2 separate regions of the Mus musculus genome follow, and region 2 is linked to region 1. A link is a loop called in an ENCODE intact Hi-C map of the cell type or tissue named here. Cell type or tissue: left cerebral cortex. All regions are shown on one strand. Each heading gives the region's core, and the rest is flanking DNA. Links, peaks and the distances in the headings are about the cores only. Region 1 has its middle 230 kb from the start of 1700019E08Rik. Region 2 has its middle 6.0 kb from the start of Zeb2.

Region 1 (2,923 bases), core at 114-2,613:
TGATATTATAGATTCCAGGTATCTGAGATCCTTTTCAACAACACCTACATTGATTTTTTACACTGCACTTTTAAGTCAACCAGCATATCGGTGAAGTAATTTATAACTAAAATTCAAATTCATGCTGCAATAACCAGACAGTTGTTTGCTTTTTACAGAAAAATGCAAACAAAAATAATTTCCACGGTGCCACATTTATTTTGCTTAGGATTATTTACCATATTGAGATAGTGTTTGTGAAAGACAATTTAATATTTAGATCTAATTCTTACATCTCTAATGATGTGATTTCAGATATAATAGATATTTTGTTGATAACTAGCAATATCTTCTTTTTAGTAAACTAAACTATTTCAGTTTGGAACAATGAAAAAAAAAAGACTAAGCACTCACAATATTCTCCAAATTAAGGAGCATTGCTGGATTATAGGGTAGGGAATGTGGCACAAAATCAGTCTTTAGTTGTTGCTATTTGTTTGTTTGTTTGTTTAGCCAGTCTCCCTTCCTAGGAGGTGCCTTTATCTATGCTTTTCAAAGCTTGACCAATGAATCCAGCGTAACACAAATATATCTCTTAGCCGCAGAATAGTCAAGGCCTTAACTGGTTAAATACAAAGGAGAGATTTCAGTTTGTCTGAATGCCAGAACGCACACAAACAACAATTATCAAAAGCATAAAATTCATCTTTATACCCATCGAGAAGCTCTGAGTAGCAATGGGCGCCCATTGTTCAACGTCACTCCGTGTGCTCCTAGGCAGCTCTCTTAGAAATACAATCTTTATTTTATTTTTTTTTCCTTACAATTTCTGTCAATAACAGTCTTGAAAGTAGGTTGTATTTTTCCCTTTCAGTGAAGCTGGAAGAGGCAAGTGTATATAAAAAATACTGTTACTTCCTTACATTTATATTTTGTACAACCCAGCATTGATTTGCTCCTTATTTAAGCAACATTTTCTTGATAAATTAAAAAAGCAGCAATAGCCATTACTGCAGGCTATATACAGCCTCTAATATCACTTAAGCATATTACAGAATATAATATCTGGTACTTAACGACTAACTTGCATATGAAAGCTCACATAATGTCTCATAAAACCCTTAAAATGGCTTCAGTTTAAGAGTCTCTTTAAAAAAAAAACACCTTCAGGGAATATTGTAAATGAAGTAGCACTCTAGCCCTGGAAAAAAAATTCACACACTTGCAGAAATTTTTAATATAAATTGAACACATTAAAAATTAATTTTGCATGACCATTTCGCATTGCGGTGCCAATGCATAGTTAAGATAAGGCCTTAACTCTTCTTTGTTTAAAGTAACGCGGAAGCTCTTGGCTTTCTCTTTTCTGCTTTCATCTGTACGTAATTATTATTTTCATTAATCAGAAAACGGACCCCCTTTTTTCCTATTCTGACAGTCTCAGCTGGAGTTGAAAGAAACCCTACCTGAGTCACCAGGGTAACTTAACCATAAACTTCTAGGCAACTCATTAAAGGAAGGTGTGAGCTGACAATTAAGGAAGGCGGCTATTCTCCTTCATCCCTTTAAGTCAAGGAGCTCAGAGCAAAGCTTACTCTTCGGAAAAGCAGATATCTTCTGGGAAGACCTGCATAGCTGTACCATCTTCTCTCCCCAGACTGCAAATTTGAATCTGCTCATTTGCTCCAGCTGTGTCGGAGACTGCCCTTCCTTGTCTGTGTGTTTTTAGCTTGATCATTAACAAAGAAACACAATATAGTTTTTTTTTTCTTTTTGTTAACATATTATTTGTTGATGATGATGACAGGGGGGCAAAAATAACAACCAAAGGCATTCTGTTGTATACGTACAGATCTTTTTATTAGTCTCATGGCCATAATTTTACAACAAAATTCCCCAAGTGTGCATCAGTTGCAATAAGACATTGACTGATCTCTTGCTCTGAAGAGAGCTGGTGCTGCGTGGATGTGGCATTCAGTAGCTGTCTATGGTTCTGACCTGAGCAGGCAGTGCATGCCAGTGGGAGCTTGCAGAGAGTCAGTGGGATGGTTCTCAGATTCCATCTCAAGTGATCAATTTTCAAAAGGTGGGGAAGGGTGGACCTAAGCGTGAGCCCCAGACCTGAGATCAAAGGTGCTATGTAAATCTGGCAAATGAAGAGAGACAGAAACTAAGAACACATTTTCACCTCTCAGATTAGAGATTTTACTAGGCAAATCTTAAAGCCTGAAATTGGAGGCAAATATTGGGCTTCTGTCAAAAATTATTGCTGATCATACTTGGAAGAAGACAGAGTTTTGGATATGAGTGTTTTTGTAGCCTCCCTATTCTTCTAAAAGCCCCTTTGAAATATTACAATGCATCCCCAGGTCTCTCTGCTCATAGACTTCATGCATTCACAACATAAGGTTCACAATCATTCAGACGCCAAAGCCTTCGAGAATACATGCCTAGTTGTGCTGACTTCCAAAGAGATATTAGACTCTGGTGATATTATTATATATTGAAAATCATCATTTCAACTATTCAAGCACACTGAAGTTGATATGTCTGGAAGAGTTGAAAATAACCGTCTAACTGTTTCCAGAAGCATACACATCTTCTCCCACGTTCACCTTCCATAATCACAATGTTACCCTCCACATACTGGGAGCCATGGGTGTGTTCTGAAAATTTACAACCTGCTTTTCCATTGAAATGCTTCTGGCTAGACAAATTTTTAGCTATTAGTTTATAGCAAAATCAATTTCTTTCCTTACAACTTTATTTGGATGAGATGTGTGAGTCCAGCTTGGTTTTGTTGTTGTTGTTCTTTGTTCATTTATTTGTCTGGTTTGATTTTCTTTTTCTATATCATGAAAAAGTTGTGATGAGTAAACCCTGGCAAGGTCTAGATACTTTATAATCCTTTGAGGCTTCAGGGTAACCCAGGTACCCCAAATGT
Region 2 (2,923 bases), core at 106-2,605, 800 kb after region 1:
GCTAGGGTCACTCCAGGCCCCTAAGCCAATTCCACAGGTTCCTTGCAAGGAATATAGAATGGATCCTTTAAGAAAGGAGACAATTCAAGAAGAACGAAGACCAAAGTGTGGACACTTTGCCCCTTCTTAGAATTGGGAACAAAACACCCATGGAAGGAGTTACAGAGACAAAGTTTGGAGCTGAGACAAAAGGATGGACCATCTAGAGACTACCATATCCAGGGATCCATCCCATAATCAGCCGCCAAACGCAGACACCATTGCATACACTAGCAAGATTTTGCTGAAAGGACCCTGATATAGCTGTCTCTTGCGAGGCTCTGCTGGGGCCTAGCAAACACAGAAGTGGATGCTCACAGTCAGCTATTGGATGGATCACAGGGCCCCCAATGGAGGAGCTAGAGAAAGTACCCAAGGAGCTAAAGGGAACTGCAACCCTATAGGTGGAACAGTATGAACTAACCAATACCCCCTGGAGCTCCTGTCTCTAGCTGCATATGTATCAGAAGATGGCCTAGTCGGCCATCAGTGGAAAGAGAGGCCCATTGGTCATGCAAACTTTATATGCCTCAGTACAGGGGAACACCAGGGCCAAGAACTGGGAGTGGGTGGGTAGAGGATTAGGAGGGAGGGTATGGGGGACTTTTGGGATAGCATTGGAAATGTAAATGAGGAAAATAACTAATAAAAAAAATTTAGAAAGCAGACAATTAAAGGACCCTTTAAGAATGATAAATAATTATAAATGCTCCTAAAGGTCTTAAAAGACAACAAAAAGCCTTTAGTGTTCTGACTAAATATTGAAGGACTTCCCATCCCGCAATTGCACTGATTTTTCAGCTTTGCATCAAAAAGAAACTCTGGCCTTGTGGACATTTAAGAGAGTAGGGGAATTCATTTTCCAGTTTATAAACTGACTTTCGTCCCCACTGTAGATGCTGGAGCAAATCTAAAGCTCGGGCCACAATAACCGACGGGAATGTTGGTTATCATTCTGAGTGGTCTCAAAGCAAAGCACTGTGACAGCCAAACTCCTTGTCTCCAAATCTGTGAGTTTGTCTCCTTTTACTCTTGACTCTTACTTAAGATCGCTTCTGGGCTTTTGCACATTTAACCTTTAAACTCAAAGACAGTATGTGATTACAGAACACAGGAAACTTCACATTCAGACATTTGGGCTAAATTCCTTTTCAAAGGAATCTGATATTTATAACCAAATTAGGACCACATTGAATATAATAAATTAACTGCTGAATTAGCAGAAAGAAAATGCTCCATTTATTTGTACGTTGGTGGCTAGGCATCCTTTGGACAATCCTAGAAAAATCATAAGTAATGATAAATCCTACCACATTCGAAACTACTTGGTACTAGCTTTATCTGGCCTGGATGTTCAATACTGTTTGTCCAAAGGTTCATTATAATAAACTACAACACAGCAAAGCTTCATGCTTTACTTCAGTTAATTCTGAGGGATAGGTGCCGTTAGTGTACCCACTGGAAATAAACAAGTTTAGAGTAGATTGCTTGCGATCATGAAAAGAATAATTACATAGACATTTGAACTTCAGCATCATAAAAATAGAATGGACAGACTTGCTTAATCATTTTTAAATAACTTCAACCATCCTACGCATTAATAACTAAAAAATGAAAACTTATCTAAATATCAAACTTGAGTTGTTTGTCAAATGCCTCATATGCCTGCTTATGCTATAGTAAATCAACCAAGAAGTTCAATGACCACATTTCAGTAAGGATATATGGTGCATAATTAGTGCACGTATGTGAATTTAGGAAGAACGGTTACTTGATTTCACATAGAGATCGTTTTCCTAATTGTACAGCTGCCATGTGTTTCAATGTGCTTGCTACATAAATGTTTTACAAATTGTTAAAAAGTTTTATGGATCTCTAGAAAGAATATAATAGCATAACAAACTTTTACAAGTGCAGAAAATTTTACATTTTAAAATATCACTTTATTTCTTTGTCCTGAAAGAATGAATCTTTAAAAGACACATTTTTAAAAATCAAGCATTAGATATGCAAATATGTGTTCAGATCAGAGATACCAAAATTATTCAGATGATTAATTATTCATCATAAAATGTCAATTAATAATTATGAAGCTTAAAAGGCATCTTTCTAATGCATCTTTATTTTTCTTGGCCTAAAAAAGGGGCTTAATGTACATGTTCAATTGACTTGTAACAAGTTTTAAAAATTCAGTAAAGTAAACAAATTGTAAACAAGAGCAAGCTCTGATTTTTAATAGGAGAGCTACAAATGTGTTACAAGTGTAGGAAAGAGCAGTAATTATCATCATCAGGAAAAGTGTAAGTGTAGCCAATCTGTGGCATCGGACTTCTCACGTTCACTCACCTGCTAGGAAATGGACAGCAACCTGGCCAGGAAAGCAAGCAGCAAACCCAAGGTGTGGATCTGCTGCTCAGCAATTAAACAGAATGCACAACAGGCTGCTTCTCCCTGAATTGATCAGTCGATGTTGGGGGGGGGGGGGGGCAGACAGACAGCTTTGGGAGGTTTTGGTTTTGTTTTGTTTTGTTGGGTTTTTTTTTCCACTTTCTAATAATCATGAGAAGAAAACCCAGTTTGTTTCTTGAATTTACCTACTATTATTTCTAAAGTCTGATAAGCATGATTAAAATAATTTATTTATAAGTACGAACAATTTGCATATTGCCTTAATTATACTGATTCTCGTTGTCAAATACTTTCGTATTTTTTCCAGAAAGATTATATCTTTTTTAAAAAAAATCTGTGAGAGCTGATATAATAATAGAGAGTAATAAGCTGTTATAGTCATTGAGATACTCATTTATTTTCATTATTATTTTACTTTTTCCTGACACCTGGCGAACTTGTCTCTTAAGACCCAGGAGTTATTTTAGTCAGGGTG

Evidence for each region. Hi-C counts contacts between places; a loop is a spot of excess contacts. Peaks named below come from ENCODE experiments on the same cell type or tissue, not always from the same donor. Only the 100,000 strongest peaks of a DNase experiment are listed, where the experiment ranks them.
Region 2: a loop joins it to region 1, with 2.8 times the contacts of the local background. A loop is called at or near these places in 2 of 42 quality-filtered maps.

What each region holds. Positions count from the first base shown.
Region 1 is chr2:45,920,585-45,923,507 of GRCm38, reverse strand. No RefSeq gene overlaps it. Among named protein-coding and RNA genes, the nearest start is that of 1700019E08Rik, 230 kb to the right of the region's middle. In left cerebral cortex, for the core only: no CTCF peak of the experiment used is centred there; a DNase peak (open chromatin) is centred at 1,551.
Region 2 is chr2:45,117,793-45,120,715 of GRCm38, reverse strand. No RefSeq gene overlaps it. Among named protein-coding and RNA genes, the nearest start is that of Zeb2, 6.0 kb to the right of the region's middle. In left cerebral cortex, for the core only: no CTCF peak of the experiment used is centred there; DNase peaks (open chromatin) are centred at 1,056 and 2,389; H3K4me3 peaks cover 343 bases; H3K27ac peaks cover 31 bases.